Linked DNA regions of Homo sapiens: all the other regions are linked to region 1. A link is a loop called in an ENCODE intact Hi-C map of the cell type or tissue named here. Cell type or tissue: endothelial cell of umbilical vein. All regions are shown on one strand.

Region 1 (8,000 bases):
CTGTCCAATGAGCTTTTGACTGACCTATGTCATTGACCAGTCATTAGTCAAGGGGCCTGGAAAAATGACTTAACTTCATTAAGCCCCAGTTTCTTTATTTGTAGAATGGAGTTTTGTAATAGAGTTAAGGAGGGGATTCAATGAAATAATGGATGTGAAAAATCCATCTGTTGAAAGTAAATGGCTGTGCATATGGCAACATGAGGTGGGAGCAATGGGTTTGAAGGTGAGGAATGAAGGGGAGGACACTGGTCCCAGAGCAAACCCTGCGCCTGGTGCTTCAAGGGCAAAGAAAGCAGAGCCCAGGGCAGGGCCTGATGGAGACCAGTGGAGGCCTGGGGGACAAGAACAGTGCCTGCAGGGGTCTGTCCCAGCTGGGATAGGCTATGAGTTGGGGGGATTTGAGTAGAATCCTGGTGCTTTGGGTTTGTCTTCAATTCAAGAGATGCTTATTTTGGGTTTACTGTGAGCCAGGCACTGGGGAGGCAAAAAAGAGGAAGCAAGGGTCCTGCCTACTGCAGAAAAGATCCCAGAGCTCCAGCCAGTTCAGAGGACGAGAGTTAAACTGGAAAACTGCTGATGTCGGGGAGAATCTTTTTATTGTCTTATGCCATGTGCTTATAATAGTTTCAGCAAAAACAATATTGACTCCACTGCTAACAATAAGACTATTGATTACAGTCTTAAAAGTATTTGGGATTAAACATTTTTAAATCATCCATCCTATAGATATTCTTTATATAACAATGTACAATCAACACAGTGATAAAGTCACTTGAAGTAGTTCTTTTCTCCGTGTGATTAGGTACCAACTGGACATAGGTTCATTTGTTTCCATTTATTTGCAATCGTTAAAGTCTGTTTATTGTTTTCCTTTTTTGATTTCGCCATTTCTTTTATGAATTATGCAAGGAATTTATATAATTTCAAAACCACAGAACAGGGTTTAGAAAACATGCTTCCATTCCTGTGCCCTCCACTCTATTTCTTCCCGTTCTATAAAGGGTAAGCATCTTTATTATGTTGTATCCTGTGGCGGTTTCTTTGTGAAAGATGTAAGCAATGCATATGTGACATGTTAGTATTTACATGCTGCTCCATTCTTACACAAAAGGTAACACTCTAGAAACACCATTCTGCAGGGTTTTCTTCACCTAATAGAATGTTCTGCAGATCACTGTGTAGGGATAAGTGCTGATAATACCAACATCTATGCGACACCCTCCCTCACCTTCGTGGGTGCTCTTGCAGTAGTTGCTGGGATCTTGCTCCAGAGGCCCCTGCTGTGCAGTTTTGAGCCTGAGAGATGGTGGCCTTTTCTGTTTTGCCTTCCTGAAAGCTTCCCTCTCTTTGCAGGGTGACTCTAGGGCTGATTCTGCCTACCCTGCTGGGGAATAAGCTGGGCTCTCAACCGGGCTCCCAGTGGGAGAGAGTCTGCCCAGGACCAACAGCTCTTTGAGGATCAAACCTCCCTGGAATTTTGGCTGGGTAGAAAATCAGAAGTATCCTCAAGAGAGACATCCCACTCCAGTACATGGGGTGGGGGCTTGGCTGGAGAGGGGGGATTCAATTCCCAGAGCATTCTGGATAACCCCTTTTTGATTAGAATCCTCTGACCCTTTGGGGTTAGGGTCATGGAGCTCACCATTGTGTGGAAAATTTTGTGCGCAAGTATATTAAAATGGAAATGAAGTTAATTAATGAAATGAATAAAGGCTACAAACTAAGTATGAAAAAAGTGCTTGAAGGAGGCAGGGGAAGGCTTCTAGGAGGAGAAGGCAGTTGATCTAGGTTCGAAGTGTGGTTACGACTTGACAGAGGGAAAGGCGAAGGGTAGAGAGGTGTGACCAGGTGGGCACATGTTCCAGACGGACGGAGCCACAGGAGCGTGAATGTGTCTGGGGGCTCTGGGAAGTGCCGTGCAGTTTTACATGGCCACAGCATGGCCACGTGGAAGGAATGGTCCAAAGAGGCAGAAGTTTGGTGCCAAGCCGACTTGAGTTTGAGTCCTGGCTTGATCAGTCAAACCACCAGAGTCTTTGAGGGGGCATGGGATGATTAAACAAGTATTTTGGGACTATATCTCTTGTGTTGGCATGAGGGACAGATTAGAGAATTAGAGGCAGAAACTAACTTTTGAGGGAGGCAGAGAAAGTGTCGTCATTTCCATTTTTCAGGATGGGAAACTGAGTCTCAGAGACCCTATGACTTGCCCAGGTCATGTAGCTGTGAAGTGGGGAAGCAGGGGTCAGAAGCCAGGGTGCCTGCCTGCTAGTTAGCCCAGCGTTCTTTCCTGTGCCTCTCCCCTTTCCTGGAGCCACCCACAAACTTTGTGCCTGGCAGTCACTGTTCCTGAAGGAAAATGCACCTGGAAGGTGGTAGCCAGGATCAGAAAGGCAGGTGAGTCTGGGAATGGATAAAGCCCTGCACCCTTGCACTGCTTCTTTTGGGAACACAGAGGCCACGTGTATCTACAGTTGCACTTAGCATCTGAGGAAGCTGGGAAGCCCTCACTGGAAGGGAAGACACGGAGGCACCTTCATCTACACCAACAAAGTGAAAGTAAGCAATCACTAATGAGTGGGCTGTTGAGGCCACCAGCAAAGTTGTTTTTAGTTGAACTAAAAATGGCAAGTAGAGACCACAATTATCCCTATGGTTATCTCAGTTCCCCACATCAATGGCCAGATGCAACCTGAACCTGTGATAGCCTCGGAAAAACACAGCCTGATGAAGCATAAAAGAAAAAAGTAGGCAAGGAAGGAGGAGGGATGAAGGCAAGAAATAAGGTGCAAGGTTCAGGGGCTTTGAAGACAGACAGATTTGGGTCAAATCCCAGATTTCCCACTTATTGGCTGTGTTTAGCTTGAACAAATTCTTAGCCTTTCTGAGTCTTTTTTCCAGTTGTGAACAACAATAATACCTACCTTAAAGGGATAGTGTACAGATATAGTATGAAATAATATTTAACAAAACACTATGTAAAGAACCTAGCACTGTGTCTGATATAGGCTCCCAATAAGCGGTAGTTTGAGTGATGATGATTATTCTGCCGATGATGGGCAAGGCCAAGGCAGGGTGGGTCTGGCTGATGAGCGGGGGTCCCATGCTGTGCCCTCGTTTCCTCTGTCCTGGGCCTCATCGTTTCCCAGCCTACATTCCTGGCCTTGCTTTCCATTTCCAGGCTTGATTTTAACCTGAGACACAGTAGCTCACCTTCCTCCCTGTGCCTGCCTCCGAGGTGAACTCACAGAATCCTAGAAGCTTAGCGGTGAGAGGGACCTAGGCAAAGCCTGACCCTACCCTGTTATTTCATAAGTGGAGAAACTTAGGGTCCCTAAGTTTCTGCAGGGGGGCCTGTTCAAGAGGAATAATGTGTCTTACCCAGCTTCAGAAAGAGTCGATTGCTGACCCATCCTGTGCTTCAGATTTCCCCCTGGGTGGAAGTGAAGACAGGGGAGGGTAGGGGTCGAGGGGGGATCCTACTAGAATGGGCAATCCTGAACTAACCTGCACTTTGTTGGCGAGGTGTGCTTTGGCCAGCAGGTGGCGCCATATACTTCCAGATCGCAAAAGTGAAACTGACCTGGTTGAAAAGTAGTCTGCCTCTGACGGTTAAGAGGGCTTGGCTATACCCAGAAAGCTCTTAATAATGCTTAGAATATTTAACAGAGATATATAAAATATTGGGCCTTCTAGTCATTGCTGGGGTGATAAAATGACCGTGAAAGACATAAAAAAATTTAAATTGTGATTTAAATATAGAAGTTTATCATTCTAGAGAGATTAGACTGGCTCGAAGAGGAAGTTGTTACCATGTGTTAGAGTCTATGAGATTCCATGTGCTTTACATTTTCCTGACAATAAAGCTGACATAATACCATGACTCCCATTTTACAGATGAGAAGTCTGAGGCCCAGAGAGGTTAAGATGCATGCTCATGGTCCATACACGGCTAGTCAGGGCAGAGCTGCTATGTATCTATATATTCAACATTTATACAGGGTTTATTATGAGCAGACATTATTTTAAGTGCTTTATAAGTATCTACTCATTTAATCCCAGTAACAACTGTAGATAGCAGAACAGGCACTTTTGAAAGCACAGGTTAGTCTGGGTCAAAATTCATGGGCTTTCCCAGGAACAGGCCAGCTCCTGTCTCCCGGAGGCCTGAGTCCAAATTCTTTTTCAGTTGCTTTCATATGAATTTGGTAACTCGCTTACCCTCTCTGAGTTGTGGGTTTCTCATTCGTAAGCTGATGATAATGAAACCAACCCCATGTGGCTGTTGAGAAGATCAATTAGTAGAACACATGACACAGAATTAACCACAAAGTCATATTCCTTGTTAAGGGATTATTTTTACCACAGACACCTAATAGATGAATTCACATAAACGCATGTTTGTTGCAGGATTATGTGTAGGGGTGAAAAGCCTAAGTGTACTATGACAGGGAAATCAGTTAATGCAGTGTGAAATGCTACGCTATTTTTTTTTTTTTTGAGATGGAATCTCCCTCCTGTCGCCCAGGCTGGAGAGCAGTGACGCGATCTCAGCTCACTGCAACCTCCACCTCCCGGGTTCAAGTGATTCTCCTGCCTCAGCCTCCTGAGTAGCTGGGATTACAGGCATGCGCCAACACTCTTGGCTAATTTTTTGCATTTTTAGTAGAGATGGTGTTTCACCATGTTGGTCAGGCTGGTCTCAAACTCCTGACCTCGTGATCCATCCGCCTCGGTCTCCCAAAGTGCTGGGATTACAGGCGTGAGCCACCGCGCCCAGCCTGCTATTTTAAACAAATATTTGGGCACTGAACAATGTCCTACAGACACATTTAGAAAATAAAATACACTAGGAGCTCCATGGAGCTCATATTCTTGGGGCAGCTGACAGGGCACACCAATGTCAGAGGGGAGAATTGGCACAAGGCATCCTTACCTAGTGTGAGGCACCGAGGAGAGAGAGCTTCTCTGAGAAAAAGACATGGAAGTGAAATGTGAAGCAAAAGGAAGAGTTAGTCAAATGATGGGTGGAGGGGAGTCCAGGAAGAGGAAATGTGTCCAAGGTTCAGGATGTGAGAGCACAACACTCCATACACCACATCTTAAAAATAAGGAATGATTTTAGACAATGTCCTCAAAACATCAAATGAAAGAAGTGTGTACCAGAAATTATAAACATTTTTTTAGCTAAAAAAGGTTTTAAGTGTGAAATGTTTTTTAAAATGTAGAATTTTGTTGCATATATATGTGCATATACGTGTACCCAAAAAGACTCAGAAGTAAACATAAATGCATTCTTTCACTTATTCACTCACTCTATCATTCACTCATCAAATGTGTTTTGAGAGCCTGTGGCACTGGGGCCTGCTGAGGCCCCTGGGATAGAACAACAAAGACAGTCCAGGGCCCACCTTCATGGACTGACTTCCTAGAGGAGGGAGACAGAAAATAAGCAATGCATGCATACATTTAAAATAATTTCAAACAGGCTGGGCGCGCTGGCTCATGCCTATAATCCAAGCACTTTGGGAGGCCCAGGTAGGAGGATCACTTGAGCCCAGGAGTTTGAGACCAGCCTGGCAACATAGCGAGACTCCATCTCTACAAAAAAAAAAAAATGGAAAAAATAGTCTGGCATGGTAGCACACACCTGTAGTCCTACCTTGAGAGACTGAGGTGGGCGGATCATTTGGACCCCAAAAGTTTGAGACCAGCCTGGGCAACATGGTGAAACCCCGTCTCTACAAAGAGTACAAAAATTAGCCAGGCATGGTGGTGCACACTTGCAGTACCAGCTACTCAAGAGGCTGGGGTGGGAGAATCACCTGAGTCTAGGAGGTGGAAGCTGCAGTGAGCTGTGATCACACCACTGCACTCCAGCCTGGGTGACAGAGCCAGACTCTATGTCAAAAAAAAAAAAGATAAAATAAAATTCAAATAGCGATACAAGAAAATACACAAGGGTGATGACGTGGAGAACAACTCACAGGGAGGGTGTTTCCTCAGACCAAGTGGTGAGGGGAGGCCTCCCTGAGGAGGAGCCACCGAGGGCCAAGCCATAGGAAGAAGGACCTAGTCATGCAGACTTGGGTGGAGAATATTCTAGGCCAGTGGCCTTCAATCTCGGACACACATTGGCATCATCCGAGAGCCTCAGAAACTACTGCTGCTTGCCATTCCTCAACCTTTGAGTCTGCCTTATTGGCTGTAGGGGGACAATCTGGGCATTGGGATTGTCACAGGAATTTTCCTAAGCTCTCCTGGTGACTCTGAGAATGCTGACCCCTGAGAACCCCGGGTCTAGTGGAAGTGACTCACAGCATGATCTGATCAGCTTTGGGTGGGAGCATACTAGTCATCAAATAACAGAGACTGATGTCCAGGTCTTTGAAAACCCCCAGGGCACCAGAAAATCCTGACTCCAGAGGTCGGCAGAGGGGCCCGGGGATTCTGTTTTCATAACACGTGCTCTCAGGTGACTGTATCCACTGCTAGGCCCAACAGATATCCTCTGCTAGGACAAATGAGAAACCCACAACTCAGATGACCAGTATGACCACTATGCTCCCACCCGAAGCTGACCGGATCATGCTGTGAATCACTTCCACTAGACCCGGGGTTTCTAATACTTCTAATATTTCTAATATTCTGAATTTTACAGATTTTCTATCATGACAATACATTTCTTTTATCATAATTTTTGACAAAAGGTAATTGTGAGGACATTGTAGTGGAGCTAGATGGAATTCTGGGCCTGGATTAGATCTGGTAAATTTGAATTCCAGTAAATAGCAGTGCAATCTGGGAAGAAGATGTTACCTTTCTGGGTCTCTGGTTCTCTCATCTCTAAAATGAATCCTATCATCCTACAACTCCACGAACTGGAGCTGCAGGTGAGGAAGAACAGACGGCAGCCTGAACAATGAGCCACCTGACTCCATGCAAGGGGAGTTTCCAAATAGCAGCCACCTCCGAACCTCCAAGCTCCGCAGGATCTTAGCTTTTGTTTTTTAACTAGTTTTCATGTGAACTCAATTTCTGGGGTTTTCTTATGGTAGGCTCTGAATGAAACACAAAAAAGTAAAGCACAGTCTTCTCTTTGCCCCATTTCTCTCAAGTTGACCCTGCTTTCCACACCCATTTCTCCACGCCCATTACAGCACTGCCACCGCACCTCCAAGGCCCTGGGTGGAATCGGCTCAGGCCAGCTGGCAAGAATGCTGTCTCTGTGGCCTCTGAGTTTTGCCAATACTCTATGTCCACTTCCCAGAATCATTCTCTTGCCTTTTCCACTTTCCCCTCGGAGAACACAAGCGTGGGCAGTAAGGCTCTCTCCTTCTACCTGGTCACCCACACTCTTGAGGCCTCTGTTGCAAAGTGAAGAGGAAGGAAAGACCGACTGTGCTTTTGTTTCTTGTTCAGCTTCCTGATTTCATTCTGGCCCTGCCTTTGACCAGGGCCATCCCTGAGCTACTTGGTCATGATTTCTGCTAAGCAAGAGGGCAGTGACTAACTAGGAAGCAGTGCAGTGTGGTGGGGAAGGCCCCTGGATCCAGAATCCTCTCCTGGCTCTGTCCCCAAGGAGCTGTCACTTCAGTTTTGTGGCCCCTAGGGGGTGGGACCATTCCTGTAAAGAGCTGATGGGTGCATCTTTTCCTAGCTCTGGATTCAGTGTCATGCTGGCACCCTGACACCAGTGGTGGCGGAAAGCTTATGTCTTGGGAATCGGCAAATGTGATCACTCAGGGCCTACTGTATTAGTCTGTTCTCATGATGCTAATAAAGACATACCCAAGACGGAGTAATTTATAAAGGAAAGAGGTTTAGTTGACTCACAGTTCAGCATGGCTGGGGAGGCCTCAGGAAACTTACAATCATGGCAGAAGGGGAAGCAAACATATTCTTCTTCACAGGGTGGCACAAGGAGAACTGCCAAGCCAAGGGGGAAAAGCTCCTTGTAAAACCATCAGATCTCGTGAGAACTCACTCACTATCAT
Region 2 (8,000 bases), 280 kb after region 1:
TATCATTTTCATACTCTATGAAATAGTTATTAAGTCAGTTCATGAAATGTCTAATAAACAGGCAGGTGTCTAGATAACAAAACCATGAAAGGCTTCTCAGGAGCATCCCCTGGTAAAGATTCTCGTGGTTAATGGTAGTTTTTGTACATTATTGCCTTCTCATTCTTAAAAATAGGATCCAGTGGCTCCACGGAGGACAGTTACAGAGGAACTATGCCTTAAAAATATACAGAGGGTTTCATTTATAAAATAAAAAACGTGTTGACCAAGAGCCCAGCTGTGGGCAGAAGAGACTCCAGGAAAAAAACCAACCACATAAAATCAAGCTGATTCTGTGCATGGTTGTTACTCAAAGCCTGTGAGTTGACCTACAATATGGCTACCCTGTTATCACCCAGGTGTGGACCCACATTATTTTGTGCCCTACCTACTTACCGATTATCTACCTTCTCTGTCCTCTGCACATTGTTCCCAGGTCACTTTTCTTCATCCCCTCTTTGCCAATGTCACCTTGCCTTCAAGTGGCTTTTCTTTAGCAGACAAAACCCAAACTTTTAAATCCGAATTCAGGTTCTTAGGTTCCCACCACCCTAGCAGGGCCTGTAACAAACTACCTGTCTACCTACTTAAAAGAACCAACTACCTACTACCACTTTACGAGGATCTTTTGTTTTTGGCAAACCATGCATGCTGTCCCAAAAGAAGACAGATGTGGGTAACTTAGAATTCTTCACAGCATTTAGAATCAAAATTTTCTCACTCAAGACCCTATTCCTACAACTCTGATACTTGACATTAAATTTTGAAAAAAGGCTCTAAAGGAATATGAAAAAGATGAGGATGATATTGAGAGCACAAGGCTTGATTTATAAGACTAGGAAGTGTGTTTTGAACTGATTCAGTTTCAAAGTTTTGTTAAAGACCTGCTTATTGTTGGGAATCCAAAAGAAGTATTTAATGTAGCTGCTTCAGGAGCATATAGCATTAAATAACATTCCAGCAAAATGGTTTGAAGCCAAAAGTAAGGAAACATTTTCTTTTCTTTTCTCTCTCTCTCTCTTTTTTTTTTTTTTTTTTTTTTTTTTTTTTTTTTTGGGATGGATATTGCTCTGTCACCCAGGCTGGAGTGCAGTGGCACGGTCTCGATCTCGGCTCACTGCAAACTCCACCTCCCAGGTTCAAGCGATTCTCCTGCCTCAGTCTCCCTAGTAGCTGGGATTACAGGCGCCCACCACCACGCCTGGCTAATTTTTGTATTTTTAGTAGAGACAGGGTTTCACCATGTTGTCCAGGCTGGTCTCGAACTCCTGACCTCAGGTGATTCACCCTCCTCGGCCTCCCGAAGTGCTGGGATGACAGGCGTGAGCCACCGCGCCCGGCCAGGAAACATTTTCTGACTGATGCTCAGTAGTGTATTCTTGCTGATGGTTCCCCTGTCTCTTGGCCCCACACACATATAGGTGGCAAATCTGCCATTGTACATTTTCACAGTGCTCATCAAGGCCCCTGGCAACAGCAGGCTAAGGATGTTAGCCTTCGATGCAACACAACTGGTGACATTTCCACTGAGTCCCACTTACATCCTCAGTACCTTTAATGCAGTTGGAAGATAAACAGCCCCAAAGTAAACTTCATCCAGCTCTAATTTGAATGATTTTATGAATATTATAGAACACCAGGTCCAATATCATGTGCATGGAACCTTCTTCTGCCTTTTGGGTTCATTGTCATTTTTCTCTGTGTCAATATATTCTCTTCTGTTATTTTTACTGATCTTAAGTGAATGGGCCATTGCAAATTGGGAAAGGGAGCAGATAGTGGGCAACTGAATCTAACATAGTAGTACTGAATTCTTGTATGCTCAGAAGAAGAGAAGACGTAAGTTCTCCAGTTGGAGAATCTTTCTGGGAGTTGCAAGCTAGTCTTCAGGGGTGAGAATACCATCTTATGAGCTACCTTTATTGAGACCTTAATGTCAATAGATTTAACCATATTAAATTCTAGCAGAGTTTGGTTTCCTTAGTTGGGGTTTTTATGAAGGTGCAGGGACCCAAGAGAGTAATAATAAAAAAGAAAAAAAGAAAGTTGAGGATGGGCCAGTGTCGATTAGAATCCTGGTCTCAGGAAATCTTCTTTCTGTGAATTTGCTACTTTTCCTTTTGTGTCTTAGTTTTTAACCTATGTGGCCATTTCCAGGAATGTTAAGGATCTCTTAAATTAAAATAATGCCTAACTTATATTGAAGACCAGGCCTCACATACTTATCACATGCATTTCATACAATATATAGTTTTATTAAATGCAATTTTATATTTTAATTTGCTTTATATACAATTTTCTCATACATTATTTCATTCAATCGTCCTACTTCATGAAGTAAGTATTATTACTTTCACTTTATTTTTAGAGGTTGGGTCTTGCTATGTTGCCCTGACTGAGCCTCAAACTCTTGGGCTCAAGTGATCCTCTTGCCTTAGCCTCCCGAGTAGCTAGAGCTATATGTACATGTTTCCAGTTTCTATTATTTTCATTTTACAATTGCATGAACTAAGGTTTGGATTAAGGAACAGGCCCAGGCTCCATGTTGGTAAGTGATAGAGCTGGGATTTGAATTATGTATACCTGGCTTCAAAGCCTAGGGTTTTAAACACAGCAAAACATGACCTTCCACACAGCACATCTGTCTTCCTTAGAGAGTACTATGTAGATTGGGATTGTATATTTTATGGAGTTCATAAAATTACTAAGAGTGTGGCACAAGTCTTCGAAAATTGGGGCAAATGGACAATTTCTGCCTAGCAACCAATGTATTTAAAGCCTATACACACTGATTAACCAAAAAATGAGGTGAATTTTATTACATAGGTCCATTTTTTTTTCCTTTGGCATGTATCATTTACTTGTTGTATGATTGTGGAGTAAGCCTTGTAAGAATATCCTTTCATGACGTTTTTACAGAGTAAGGTACCATTAAAAATAAGCCAGGAGTGTATAAATTCAAGATGGTCAGCATTCGGCCCTGCTGTTAACCATGGGTTCTTATTTGAAGGCCAGAAAAGGTAGTCCTTAAACACTTGAAGAAATGGAGGAAGATAAATTCATACATAGTCTGAGTCAGAAATTCTTCTCGTTCCCTGCGTCTTTATGTGGGGGGATAAGGGAAGAAAACAAGAGTTGGCTCTGTTCTGTCATCATCTATAGATGATTCTTACTTACATGTGATTGGATAATATGAAGTCATAGTTCTTTAGGGCTAAACAACAGAGATTTTCCTCCTAATATATTTTCTTCTATTTTTTCTTGCACAGAGGCAAGGACCTAGCAACACTTATGAAGATCCTCGAATGAACTGTGGTTTCCAGTCCAATTATCACCAGCAAAGACCTTGCTACCCCTTTTGGGATGAGATGGCAACTCAGGAAGTTCCTACTGGTCTTGAACACTGTGTCTCAGGTAGGAACATAAACAAAAGCTGGGAATGAGGATAGAGTTGAAGGACAATGGAAATGTGATGAGGGCTGCATTCTTTCAAATAACAGCTGCCATGGCTTATGCGGGTACAGATGCTATTGTTCTTGAATGGAAAGTCCCGGGCCTTCTCCATAAATTTTGGGTTACTTTATTCCCCGACAGGAAGTCTAAACTCTAGGAATGGGCCCAAGAAAGGTTGCTTTAGGTCTTCACCTTGCAAATAGTTTTGCCTATCCTGCATTTCCTGACACCCGTTTTGGCTGTTGTCAGAGAGCCTAGAAGTTTTGCAGTCACAGAGTCTGAGCTGGATAAACAGAGGTGTGTGAATTGCTCGGCCTTCTTAGAGAACATGCTTTCTTTCGATGATCATCTGTTTCCATTGTTCCTGGCCTCTCTGTCCATGCCCACCTGGATCCCAATTCTTTTTCCTCTGTCTCTCTCTCCCTTCTCTCCTTCCACTTGCTGGTGGCAGTGCTGCCCTCTGGTGAGTGGGAGTCTCCTCCAGAGAACTCTCAAATCAATGGATCTGCATTCCCAGGGACCTCAGGAATCTGAAGTCCTCATCTCCATGCTGTTTTCAGGAGACACTCTGTTTCTCACAAATTCCACTAGTTCTTGGTTTACCAGCTAGTGTTTTTTTTTTGTTTGTTTTGTTTTGTTTTTAAACAAAAACCATTAAATTTGAATTTGGGAATTTTGAAATGATCAATTCAGATATTAAGTTCACTTTCACATGAGACCATGTTATGATAACATATTTGAATACCAAATAGCTAGTCAAAATCTGTGTTTTCTCCCAGGATGAATTCTTAGCATAAAAATGTCATTACTCTTACATGTTGGGAAAATGTAATTCTGGGGAAAGACCTGGGCAGGGCATGGCAGGGGGAGTCACTAACTTGAAGGCTACTTTTTGGTTCAGTGTTATTTTACCCCACAACATTCTTTGGTCAATTACTTAAATAACAGTGGAGAAGTAAAATAAATGTTTGCTTTGTTGCCCATGCTTTATTGCTCATCAGGAATAAACAGACGCAGGGCAAGATGCTGTGGCACTCCATGGGCTGTGTGTATGGTGGGTGAGGAGGCATGGGGAGTAGCTTTCCATTTGCCTGGTTTCTCTCCAGGGCAGAATGAAATAGATTCCTGTGTCCCATGTTCCCTTGACTCAATAGCCATTGATCTTTGAGGTATTCTTTGGCACTGTCCTGGATTGTAGACATAATAATATTTATGCTGTCACTTTCTGCTTGGTATCTCAGTTCTTCTAAGCATAAATACAAATGTCTCAGCTACCTATCCATTTCACAAGGGAGCCAGGAGGATTTTGTACCTGCTCACACGTCAGACTTAAGGACTAAAAATTTGAGGACATGAGAAAAGTGATCCTTTAAAATTCTAAACAAAATAGGTTTTGTTTGTATAAGCAAAAGGTCAAAATGGCTGTATTTATATTTGTATAATTCTTGAATCCTATTAATGCCACAAGGCTTAAGTCTTATATCTCCCAATGCAACTGAGATTAAAGCTGCCTTGCTTTAACACTTGCAGCTCTCGATGGTCTCTGCTTGCTACAAGTTACATCTTATTAACATCTGAGGCCTTCTCCATTTGCTCATAGCCTGAAGATCAGAATGTCTCTTCTTCATAGCAAAGAGACATGGCCTTCCTTTTCCTTAAACTGAAGTACATAAACTCCCAAGTGGAGATGATTTTTCATGCTGCTCTTTGTCAAGTTTCTCAAAGGTAAAGATGTTTTTATTTCATGGCCTATGAGACAGTGTCTGGGAAGCATATGAAGAACAGCTTTAAAATGCAAGGACTTATAGCAGGGTAATATCATCTTCTTCTCATAGTTTATAGTTGCAAGAAGGAAGCTGGGGTCACCCCAGCTTTTGGTAGGTTGAGAAGATTGGGGCATATAATAACCATTCCTAGAATGACCTGGGTTGCCATCAACTGCAGCTCAGAGATGGTACACAGCTTCCATCGGGGTGTGGCCTCTACCAGTTGGGGGCAATCTCTTCACAAATGTGATGGTTGTAGTTCCCACTGTCCTATACTCCCTCTGATGGAAATGTTTGGCAAGAACCCTGAGCCTTTCTAGCCCCTCCTTTAACTTTTGAGCTTCCCAGACGAAGGAGTTGGAGGGATTATTTCTGGGCTGTGGTCCAGCTCTCCTCAGCGATGGGTGTTGTTTGGACGGGGATTGTGGGGTTATAGGGAAGGGAGATGAAGACATAGACCAACCAGTGATTTCTCCAGCTGTGGTACATTTCCTTGGAGATGTGTTGAATATAAAGAAAGAGAAAAAATACTCGACATTTTTTTCATCTTCTTTTATCCTATTTATAACTTCAGTTTCCTTCCCGTCCTCCGTCTCATGGCTACTGCCCACCACTGCTCCCCCTTCACGTTCATGCTCTCAGAAGGGATGAATGAACTTCTTTTCCAAGGACTACACATCTGTCAGTGCAGAGAACACTGACAGGAGGGGCCATCAAGGAATGAGCAAGCCTTTTCAGAATGTTGTTCCTATTCACGAAGGGGCAGAGGCTGAGGAGGAGGAGGAGGAGGGTGGCGGGAGTGTGGAGGGAAGGGGAAGAGAGAATCAAGCAGAGAGAAAGTATGAATGAGGGAAAGACTTATCAGGTGAGTGGGAGAGAATACTAAAGCGCCAAGGTCTGTCGGGAATCGATTGGACAAAATAGATGATAAAGCGGGTATGGTGGAAGAAAGAAGAGATGTGTGAAAATGGACAGAAAATAAAGGTGGATATTAGTAGCATGGTAGGGAATAATGGGAAAGGAAGATGAAAGATGAATGGGAAAGGGAAAAAAAGTGGGGAGCCCAGAAAAAGACAAGGCAAGAACAGGAGGGGAAGATAACATGAAAGAGAAAAATAGATGAATCTGAGGACATTAGCTATACAGCTAAAAAGGGAAGCCACATTTGCATGCAATTGCCTGTGCAGCTGTACATTTCTTCACAACAATCTTGTAGTCATCATTTTCTTTCATTTCTACCTCCTCCTACCGTCCGCCTCTTCCCCCTCCTCCCTATCAGCCTGGAGCCATTAGCGAGAGCCAATGGGGCTGAGTGCTGGTGTTCTGCATGAATGAATGGGCCCTTTCTGTCTCAGCTTCTCGTCATCCTTCTGTTAGGGAACCTTGTGAATCAATGGAGCCTCTTACACAAGACACGGCTGAAATGTCTGTTGCTGTTTATAGTCTGACTGGAGTGGAGCCACTGACCCTGCCTCCTCTCTGCTCCCTTCCTCTATTCTGTCCCTCAACCTCAGCCCTTTCTCTCCAACCACCATAACAAGAATCATTTTTACGTTTCAGTTTCTTGCTCCTGTCTCTAAGAGCTCACTGACGTTTTACCGTCATTAACTGTCATGACTGGTTCCTACCCACAGTCCTGTTGGATACACAGGGTAACGGTAGCGAGCCTCAGAGTGGTGCCTAGACCTAGCTGAAGTCAGACACTGCCTGTTTTCCAAAACCGACATCAGAGACCCAGCTGAGCACACAGGACACAAGACCTCGTCCATCCCATCAATGCCAGCGGTCCATATTTGATTTCAACTTCACCCTTATGATGCTCATGAATGGTCATAGTTCATATCAGAAAATACGATGCTTACTTAGCACTCTTCCAAAGTGTTATAGTATCAAATTATTTTTCATTTCAAGGATGGATTTGTCTGAAATCAGCCAAACTTATGGATGTGATGTTGTGAGCAAAGTACACTTTTGCAAAATACTTGCTTAGAGCTGGGAAGCAGCCTGGAGCTAGAGAACATAGGAAACACAACTTACCTTCATGAGGAGGAACCTATAGTCTTATTACCATGGTCTTTGATTGATTTGAGAAACAAGACAATACTTTTTCTTGTAGAATGCAGTTTGCTATGTCTTTGGTCACTGAACACAGTAAAACCTTCACTCAACCACATTCACAGCCTATCTGCCACTTCCCATTCTTCATGAGAAAGGACATCTATTTAGTGTAGTAGGAAAGAACCCAGACGCTGGACCCAGGTTGCTTGTGTTTGCATCAGCTCTTCCGTTATAACTGTGTGACCTTAGACAACTTAATCTTGTAACCCAGTTTCCGGATCTATACCAATGATTCTCCAAGCATGGTCCCCAGACCAGCAGCATCACTATCATCTGAGAACTTGTTAGAAATGCAAAATCTCGAGCCGTACCCCAGACTTATCGAAGCAGAAACTCCCAGGGTACATGAGAATCACTTTAGGGTTTGTTAAGACACTGGTTATGGAGTTCTACCCCCAGGGTTTCTGATTCAGTGATTCTAGGCTAAGGCTCAAAAATTTGCATTTCTAACAAGTTCTCAGGTGCTGCTGATGCTGCTGGTCTAGAGATCACACTTTGAGAACCACTAAGTTAGTATGTGTAAAGCATAAAACAGTGCCGTCACTTAGCAAGCCTGATATGAATATTTGCTATTATGACTCATTGACCCAAAGTGCATTTTGGGAGTCCAAACTGGGTTTCATT
Region 3 (8,000 bases), 800 kb after region 1:
TGCTCCCGTGTGCATACAGAAGTGTGTGTGTAGGAATGCACATGGCGTGTATGTGTGTAGACACTTCTGTAGCACTGTCCCTGCATGTGCAGGTGCATATGCAATTATTCCCAACACTGTCCATTGAGAGGGCCGAGAAGGAGAGACAGCCTAGGAGCAATGAGGGTGCTTAGTGTTCAAATCTGTCTCTGTATGAAAAGGAAACAAGAATCCTCGGGGTGATGGCAGAGAAAGTAGGAACAAGATGTGCCAGGAATATCGTGTTGTGCCGGAAGTTAAGGAAGTGCTTAAAAACATAATGGGGGCATGTCGCAGAGACACAAGAGCCAGCCCAGAAGGAATCCCATTGGCCAAATCTGAGACATTTTGAGCATCATAATTATTAAATTCAGTAGTTAACGATAAACCTTTGAAAACCTAGGAATGTCTAAGTCCATACAGCTAATAAATAGATAAATAAAGGGTAGCAGGAGGACTCTTGATTGCAGTAGAATGCTGGGTGCTGCCTAGTAAATATGGAGGGAAAGCTGAGGACAGAAAACCATTATGTGCAAACTTTATGATAAAGACTGGGTCAGAAATGAACAGACAATGGGTGCTAGATTTGGGGGATGTTTTAAAGAAGAGCAAGACATCCTCGTGATTTTAAATATCTCCTTACAGATTGCTTATTGTTGCAAGAGGGGAAAAAAGCAGTGATTCCACAGTGGTGAAATCAAGCACCTCAGGCAGGTGATCAAAATTAATATCATCAGTGAGGGACAGTTGATCTAATATGTCTCCAGGTACTTTGAAAAGTACTCAATATCGTCTATGAGGTATGTGGGGTGAAAATGCACAATCTGAACATGTTTACAAGAAAGTGTCAGATAAACTCAAAATGGGGAACATTATACTTTTTTAAACAAGGTGAGCAGTATTATTCAAATCCTTTTAAAAAGTATTATTCAAGTTGTTATTCAATGGCATTAAAAAACAAAGAACGATGTAGAGGTGTTCTAGAAAAAATAAGGATAAAAGGATATAAATAGCAAATAAATAACTGAGCCTAGCCCAGATTCTCTTCTAGAAAAGAAAAAGGGTTATTCAGGACATCAGTGAGCCACGTGTCAGACTTGGAATGTGGATGGCAGACTAAAGTTACTGCATCAATGTTAAATTTACCAATGTTGATAAATATACTGTTACTGCTAAATGAATATTACTATTCATAGGAAATGCACGCATAAGTATTTAAAAGTAAAGATTCAGGATGTATATAATTTGCTCTCAAATGTTTAATGCAAAAACCTATGGAAAGTGTTTAGTCATATAGAGCAGATGACAGCAAAATGGGTCAACTCTAACAAGACAGGAGTCTGAGCAAAAGGTATATAAGTCTTTCTGCACTATTTTATTTATTTATTTATTTATTTATTTGAGACACAGTCTTACTCTGTCGCCTAGGCTTGAGTGCAGTGGTGTGATCTCGGCTCACTGCAACCTCCGCCTCCTGGGTTAAAGTGATTCTCCTGCCTCAGCCTCCTGAGTAGCTGGAATTACAGGCATGCTCCACCTCGCCTGGCTAATTTTCGTATTTTTAGTAGAGACAGGGTTTTGCCATGTTGGCCAGGCTAGCCCCGCCCTGACCTCAGGTGATCTGCCTGCCTTGGCGTCCCAAAGTGCTGGGATTACAGCTGCACTAATCTTATTCTTCAATTTTCAGTAAGCTTGAAATCATTTCCAAATATGTTTACTTATTTTTATTTTTTTTATTATTTTTTTGAGACAGAGCCTATCTCTGTTGCCCAGGCTGGAGGGCAATGGCGTGATCTCAGCTCACTGCAACCTCCGCCTCCTGGGTTCAAGTGATTCTCTTGCCTCAGCCTCTCGAGTAGCTGGGATTACAGGTATGAGCCACCACACCTGGCTAATTTTTGTATTTTCAGTAGAGATGGGGTTTCACCATGTTGGCCAGGCTGGTCTCGAACTCCTGGCCCCAAGAGATCCAACCACCTTGGCCTCCCAAAGTGCTGGGATTACAGGTGTGAGCCACCACGCCTGGCTAATATTTGTATTTTCAGTAGAGATGGGGTTTCACCATGTTGGCCAGGCTGGTCTCGAACTCCTGGCCCCAAGAGATCCAACCACCTTGGCCTCCCGAAGTGCTGGGATTACAGGTGTGAGCCACCATGCCTGGCCTGTTTAATGTATTTTAAATGCACCACAACATATTAGGTAAAGATTATATGAGCCCCATATTAAGTCCTGGAATTTCTGCAGACCCCTGGAAAAGTCCATCTGCTCTACTGCCTGCCTCTACTATTAACTCTCCCTCGTTGATGCGTATGGCCGTCACCTCTCTGTGCCCCATGCAGTGTGGGATGAAAAGCACTAGCGATGCTGGTGGGTGTGCAAGACACCTCTGTTTAAGTTTCAGAGATAGGAAGAGTGTGATATAATAGTACAATAAACAACTGAAAATTAATTATAAGATACCCTTGTTCTTCAATTTTCCCAGCCATCTGAGTGAATGGGGATGGTTCTCTCTCTCGGTCTGTCCTTAGGTGCTGGCCTCTCACCTTGGGGCCCTAGACCTCTCATCTTCCAGCACTTTCCAGCTCATGATCCTCCTCCACACTTTCTCTAGGCCATAATCACACTGAGCCATCCAGTGTCTCTTCCTCACCCATGCGCAACACCCAGGTCCCTAGAAGAGAAGCCTCATCAGTGTTCTCTTAACAAAAGGACCCAAAGAAGAGAAAGGTGAGCAGAAATTACCAACATCCTGTCTGCTTTACCCCCAAAACTGCGCAAAGTTCTTTACAGACATGATTTTATTTAAATGTCACAAGTCTCCAAGACATAGATATTAATACTGTTATGATTCCCATTTTCCAGGTAATGAAACTGCCACGTATCAGTAACTGGCTAAGGTTTTATGCCTAAGCTCCTAATTTTCCCTAATTAAGCCTCAAATATAAGTTTCTACTGAGATGGCTGACTTTCACCTCCAGAGAAGACAAACACAAGAGTGTGAGATGTCTGCAAAGAGAAATAAGCATAACATAGATGCGGCATACCTATTTTATTTTATTTTTATTTACTTATTTTAGAGACGGAGTCTTGCTCTGTTGCCCAGGCTGGAGTGCAGTGGTGCGATCTCAGCTCACTGCAACCTCCACCTCTCGGGTTCAAGCGATTCTCCTGCCTCAGCCTCCCAAATAGCTGGAACTACAGGCGCATGCTGCCATGCCCAGCTAATTTTTGTATTTTTAGGAGAGACGGCGTTTCACTATGTTGGCCAGGCTTGTCTTGAACTCCTGACCTCGAAATCTGCCCGCCTCGGCCTCTCAAAGTGCTGGGAATACAGGCGTGAGCCACCACGTCCGTCCTCCTATTTTATAAAGTACTTAGTTGCTATACTTTGATTAGCACCCCTGGGAAATCCCAACATAGAACTTTGCTGCCATCTAGTGCCCCTTCTGCACCATGATCCTCATTAAGATGTCTGCAATTCAGTTCTGCCTGTGTAAAATCAATACCTGAAATTATCATAGAGGGGTATAGTGTATATTTCACTTGTATGTCACATCTTGGGGCAGAGGTTTTTCAAGCCCAAACCACACTGAAATTTCTCCTGGAAATTAACCTGAAGTGCCAAGTGACTGTCACCAATCACGCTTTCATATTGGATCAATGTTTTTGTTAAAATGCTTAGCCCTACAGGACAGTTTACAACGTTTGTTTACATACTCTAAATATTTAATCTGCATAAAATACCTGTGGATTAAATATAAGTATCTCCACTTTATAAATGAAAAAGAATGTGGCTCAAAGACTTTAACTTTCTCAAGTCCCCACGGTTAGTTAACAATAGGTCTGAAACTTCAATTCATTTCTTTTTAATTAAAGCCCAGACTCCTTCCCTTCCCTTCTTTCCTGCCCCGACACCACCTTTCTTTCTCCTCCCTCCCTTTCTCCCGTGCTGGATGCTTCCTGCCCTCAAACACTGAACTCATTCCTTCCTTCCTTCTCCTCCTCCTCCTCCTTCTTCTCCTCCCCCTCCCTCCCTCCCTCCTTCCCTCCCTCCTTCCCTTCCTGCCTGCCTGCCTGCCTGCCTGCCTGCCTGCCTTCCTGCCTGCCTTCCTTCCTTCCTTCCTTCCTTCCTTCCTTCCTCTCTCTCTCTCTCTTCCTTTCCTCCTCTTCTCCTCCCTCTCCTGATTCCCTTTTTTGCTCTTTCTCTTCCTGACTCTCCCCAGGTATTTATTGTGCTCTGAGGCTGACTTCATTGAGTGGCTCAAGTCACACGCAGTTCCTCTGCCCTCTTCAGGCATGTGGCATAGTCTGGCCAGTGAGATGTAAGCAGATGCCTGCTGTGGGGTTCTAAGAAAGCCTTTAATATCCGGATATTAGGAGCTGCCCTTTTCTCTTGCCCTCTTTCTCCTGGAGTAAGGGCATGTGGCTCAAAGCATAAAATGGGGAAAACAAAACAGAGAGACTTGAAAGACTTGGGTGCTGATGTAGTTGAGCCTGTGAACATCCACCCATTCACCTGGGAGTGCACATTATAGAAGAAAGGCGTTTTTTTCCATTTGCTTAAGCCACTGTAGTCAGGGTCTTTGAAACATTCATTGGGAGCATTCCTAACTGAAACCGAGCCGACAAGTCATAGCACTGGGCGAGGACCAAGTCAGCACCTGGTGAAGCTCGCAGCTCCACCACTGTGTCCTGCAGAGGGCCCAGGTTGTAAGAGGCTGTCCCAATTCGGAAGGACAACCTTTCCCCAACCTTTTCCTTCTATAACTGCTTTAAATAGTTTTATATCAAGAATATTTCTCTCAAGAATATCAACTAGATTTGAAAGAGAATAAAAATTCAAGAGATAGAAACCATTAGAGGAAAAGAAACCACATTTTGCCTTAAATAAGAGTTGACAATAACCTGCATGGTCAAAGTGTGTTAGTTTTGTGAATCATTTTCTGGAACCCCCAGGCCACAGATATTCTACTCAGGCCAGAAAATTATAGCTTGACCCTGGCCCCATTTCTTCCTTGGTACCCCTTTGTATTCATTCTTTCTTCTTTATCCACTCCCTGATGCTCAGAACAGATACAAATAGCTGTGTGTAGCAAACCCATTGCACGTTTTCATCCCAGCTTCCCTGGAAGCTTTCATGCTGAAATAAAAACCAGGAGGAATGCATTGCAAAGAAGGCTCTGAGCAAATCACCCCTCTCCTCAGGCCATCTCCCTTTCTGTTGGGCCCATCATGTCTCCGCCAGCTCAGTGACCTTGAACTGCTGCTGCCACCCTCCTCAGGCGAGGTGCAGCCTCTCTATAGAAGGCCCCTGAGGTTCCCTTAAGCAGCTCAGGGTCTCCTTCCAGGACTTGCCTCCTCCCCTTTGTTCCAAGACCTGTTTGGAGATTTCCATCCTGCACCTTGTACTTCTAATTTTTTTACTTCTCTTTCCAGGCCCCGTGGATAGCATTGTTAATGGGACAGCTCAGTTGCTTCCATCCTTCCCCCAGATGCCCTTTCACTCTCCCTTGGCTTCATGCCACTTGGCTTTGGGCTCCTTCTTTGTGGCCACGTGGTCTTGTGTAACTCCAGACCCAGATCCAGCCAGGAGTTCAGGTACTTAACATGTGGGTGGGTGACTTTTTACAGATTAGTTTGCCTGCATTAAAATGGCATGTCAGTCCTCCTAAATTAACTTTCTATAATTCTTCTAAACATCAGGATGCTGCCACAGGGACAAACCAGGAGTGTCCCCCTGTGGCCCCCCCCCTAGAGAAATCTCCTGTCCCATTCCCTTTATCAACATGGCAGGATCATGTGTCCATTGGTCAGTGATAAAAGTTACAAAATAATGAGTCAATAGTCCCAGCTGTCAACAGATTTGGTTCAGGGGCTGCCAGATGGGCAAATAGAGTGGTAATTCCTACAGTGGCTTTTGGGTACAGGGTTAAGTCCTTCTTGGAGAGCTAAAGTCAAGGAACTTTTGGCTGACAGGAAAAAAATGTAAAAGAACTATGTAAGGGAGCAGATGGCAAGGACTTCTTCCCAACTACTGGGAGGTTCTATACTTTTCCAAGGGCCAAGTCTAACAAGCATTGATAAACTGCATCATTTTCTTCTTTGCCCCTGATATCTACACAGCTGAGCCTCTTTAACCACATCTTTCTTTCTCAGAAATTTCCAGGGAAGACCCAGTAGAGATGAGGGTGATGGAACATTTGCCACATTTCTTTGGCTTCTGCGGCTAAAGAGCGGATCCTGGTCTAGATGGGATGACAGCTTGGAATACCAATTGCTATCTTTATCTGTTCTAAGGATATAGATTAAACCTGTGTAGCTTACAGAAAGAAATTTTATTTTAAGGTGGCTACCTGAATACCTATGTCAGAGCAGCCATCTTGCCAATAGCCACCTGGGTAGGGGATAGGACTGGATTTGCCCAGATCTTACTGGTGATCATAGGATTTTGGAACTAGAAGGATCATCAAGCTCTATGGATTTTCAAACTGTGCTCCATAGAATACTATTGGGCCACAGAGTTCACTCAGGAGTTGCAGAATCAGGGGGCAGTTGAGGGGCCAGTGATCAGCCAACTTCAACCAGGCGCTCTACTTTTATTTACTGTATCTTTTGAAATGGAGCAAAGTGGATAAGATCCCAGAGTTTTAAGACAGATAACTGGGATGGATTGTATTATTCAGCATCTATATGCTTCAATTTGTAAAATGGGGATAACAATAATCATTACTAAATTTCTTATAGCAATGACCATGTGCTTGGCATCATTTTAAGTGCTTTATATTTATTTAATATTAATAAATCAATTATTTACATTTATCATGACAAGTACTGTTTTATAGAAGAAATACTGTTTACAAGAGCATTAAATTCTAGAGTCAGTTCATGAATAAGGGAAGTATATATACATTTAAAATGATCCCGATATAGTTTGGATGTTTGTCTCCTCCAAATCTCATGTTGAAATGTGATCCCCAGATTTGGAAGTGGAGCCTGATGACACTTTTCTTTAGTGTCTGGGTCCTGGGGCGGATCCCTCATGATGGCTTCCTGCTGTCCTTGCAGCAATGTGAGTTCTCACTCTGTTGGTTCATGTGAGATCTGGTTGTTTAAAAGAGTCTGGGGCCTCCCTCCTTCCTCTTTCTTCCTCTTTCCTGCTTCAGCTCTCACTGTGTCATGTGCCTGCTCCTCCTTTGCCTTCTGCCTTGACTGGAAGCTTCCTGAGAACTCCCCGGAAGCTGAGCAGATACTGATGCCACGCTTATGCAGCCTGCAGAACCATGAGCCAAATAAACCTCTTTTATTTATAAATTACCCAGTGTAAGGTATTCCTTTATAGCAATGCAAAACAGGCAAACGCAGCCCTGAAAATGCCAAGTTCTCAGAAAAGGTTATTACTTTTTACAGGGTTTGGGAATTTAGACTTGTATGAGCTCTCCTATCTCGTTTCAAGTCAGCAATTCTCAGCGAGCCTCAGCTGATGTTTTAGTTTTGCCCTCCAATGGGTTGGTGAAATAACTTTACCTGTCTTTCCTGGCCATCTGAATACCGATGGTACCTCCATATCAATGGTCAAAAGCCCTTACAATTCATTCTTTACCTTTAAACAAAAGCTGTATCTTTATCCAACATGCAGTGATATTTTAGTAACTTTACTATGTGTCAGGTTCTATTCTGAGAGCTTCACATATATCAAATTATTCAATCTTCAAAACATGCCATGGTAGTTACTATTGTTATCTTCCTTTTACAGGTGGAAAATCTGGCACGATGTGACAGTGGACATGGGCCCAAGCAGGTAGATCATAGAGTTCCTTTTATTACTATTATACTCTGCTGATTATTTAGGCAGGATTATTTCCACTGCCTACATAATATAAATGGTGCAAAAAAAACCTCACCGGAGATGTAGAGTTGAATTCATGTAAAACTTACTGCAATTGGGATGCTTCCCCTTGAAAATATGTTATTTAATGTTTCCA

The links. Hi-C counts contacts between places; a loop is a spot of excess contacts. Peaks named below come from ENCODE experiments on the same cell type or tissue, not always from the same donor. Only the 100,000 strongest peaks of a DNase experiment are listed, where the experiment ranks them.
Region 2: it touches region 1 in a loop (10-fold over the local background); 12 of 110 quality-filtered maps call a loop at or near these places.
Region 3: a loop joins it to region 1, with 8 times the contacts of the local background. A loop is called at or near these places in 47 of 110 quality-filtered maps.

What each region holds. Positions count from the first base shown.
Region 1 is chr11:128,826,899-128,834,898 of GRCh38, reverse strand. No RefSeq gene overlaps it. Among named protein-coding and RNA genes, the nearest start is that of KCNJ1, 36 kb to the left of the region's middle. In endothelial cell of umbilical vein, a CTCF peak has its summit at 3,532 (motif pointing right); DNase peaks (open chromatin) are centred at 3,588 and 6,308; H3K27ac peaks cover 3,481 bases.
Region 2 is chr11:128,551,744-128,559,743 of GRCh38, reverse strand. ETS1 (ETS proto-oncogene 1, transcription factor) reads left to right here. Exons shown (of 10, transcript NM_001143820.2): 3 at 3,309-3,453. Among named protein-coding and RNA genes, the nearest start is that of ETS1-AS1, 30 kb to the right of the region's middle. RefSeq lists enhancers at 6,451-6,560, 6,571-6,830, 7,041-7,130, 7,243-7,312 and a cis regulatory region at 6,339-6,839. In endothelial cell of umbilical vein, a CTCF peak has its summit at 3,960 (motif pointing left); a DNase peak (open chromatin) is centred at 3,953; H3K27me3 peaks cover 614 bases.
Region 3 is chr11:128,027,183-128,035,182 of GRCh38, reverse strand. No RefSeq gene overlaps it. Among named protein-coding and RNA genes, the nearest start is that of LINC02725, 65 kb to the left of the region's middle. In endothelial cell of umbilical vein, a CTCF peak has its summit at 3,455 (motif pointing left); a DNase peak (open chromatin) is centred at 3,442; H3K27ac peaks cover 158 bases.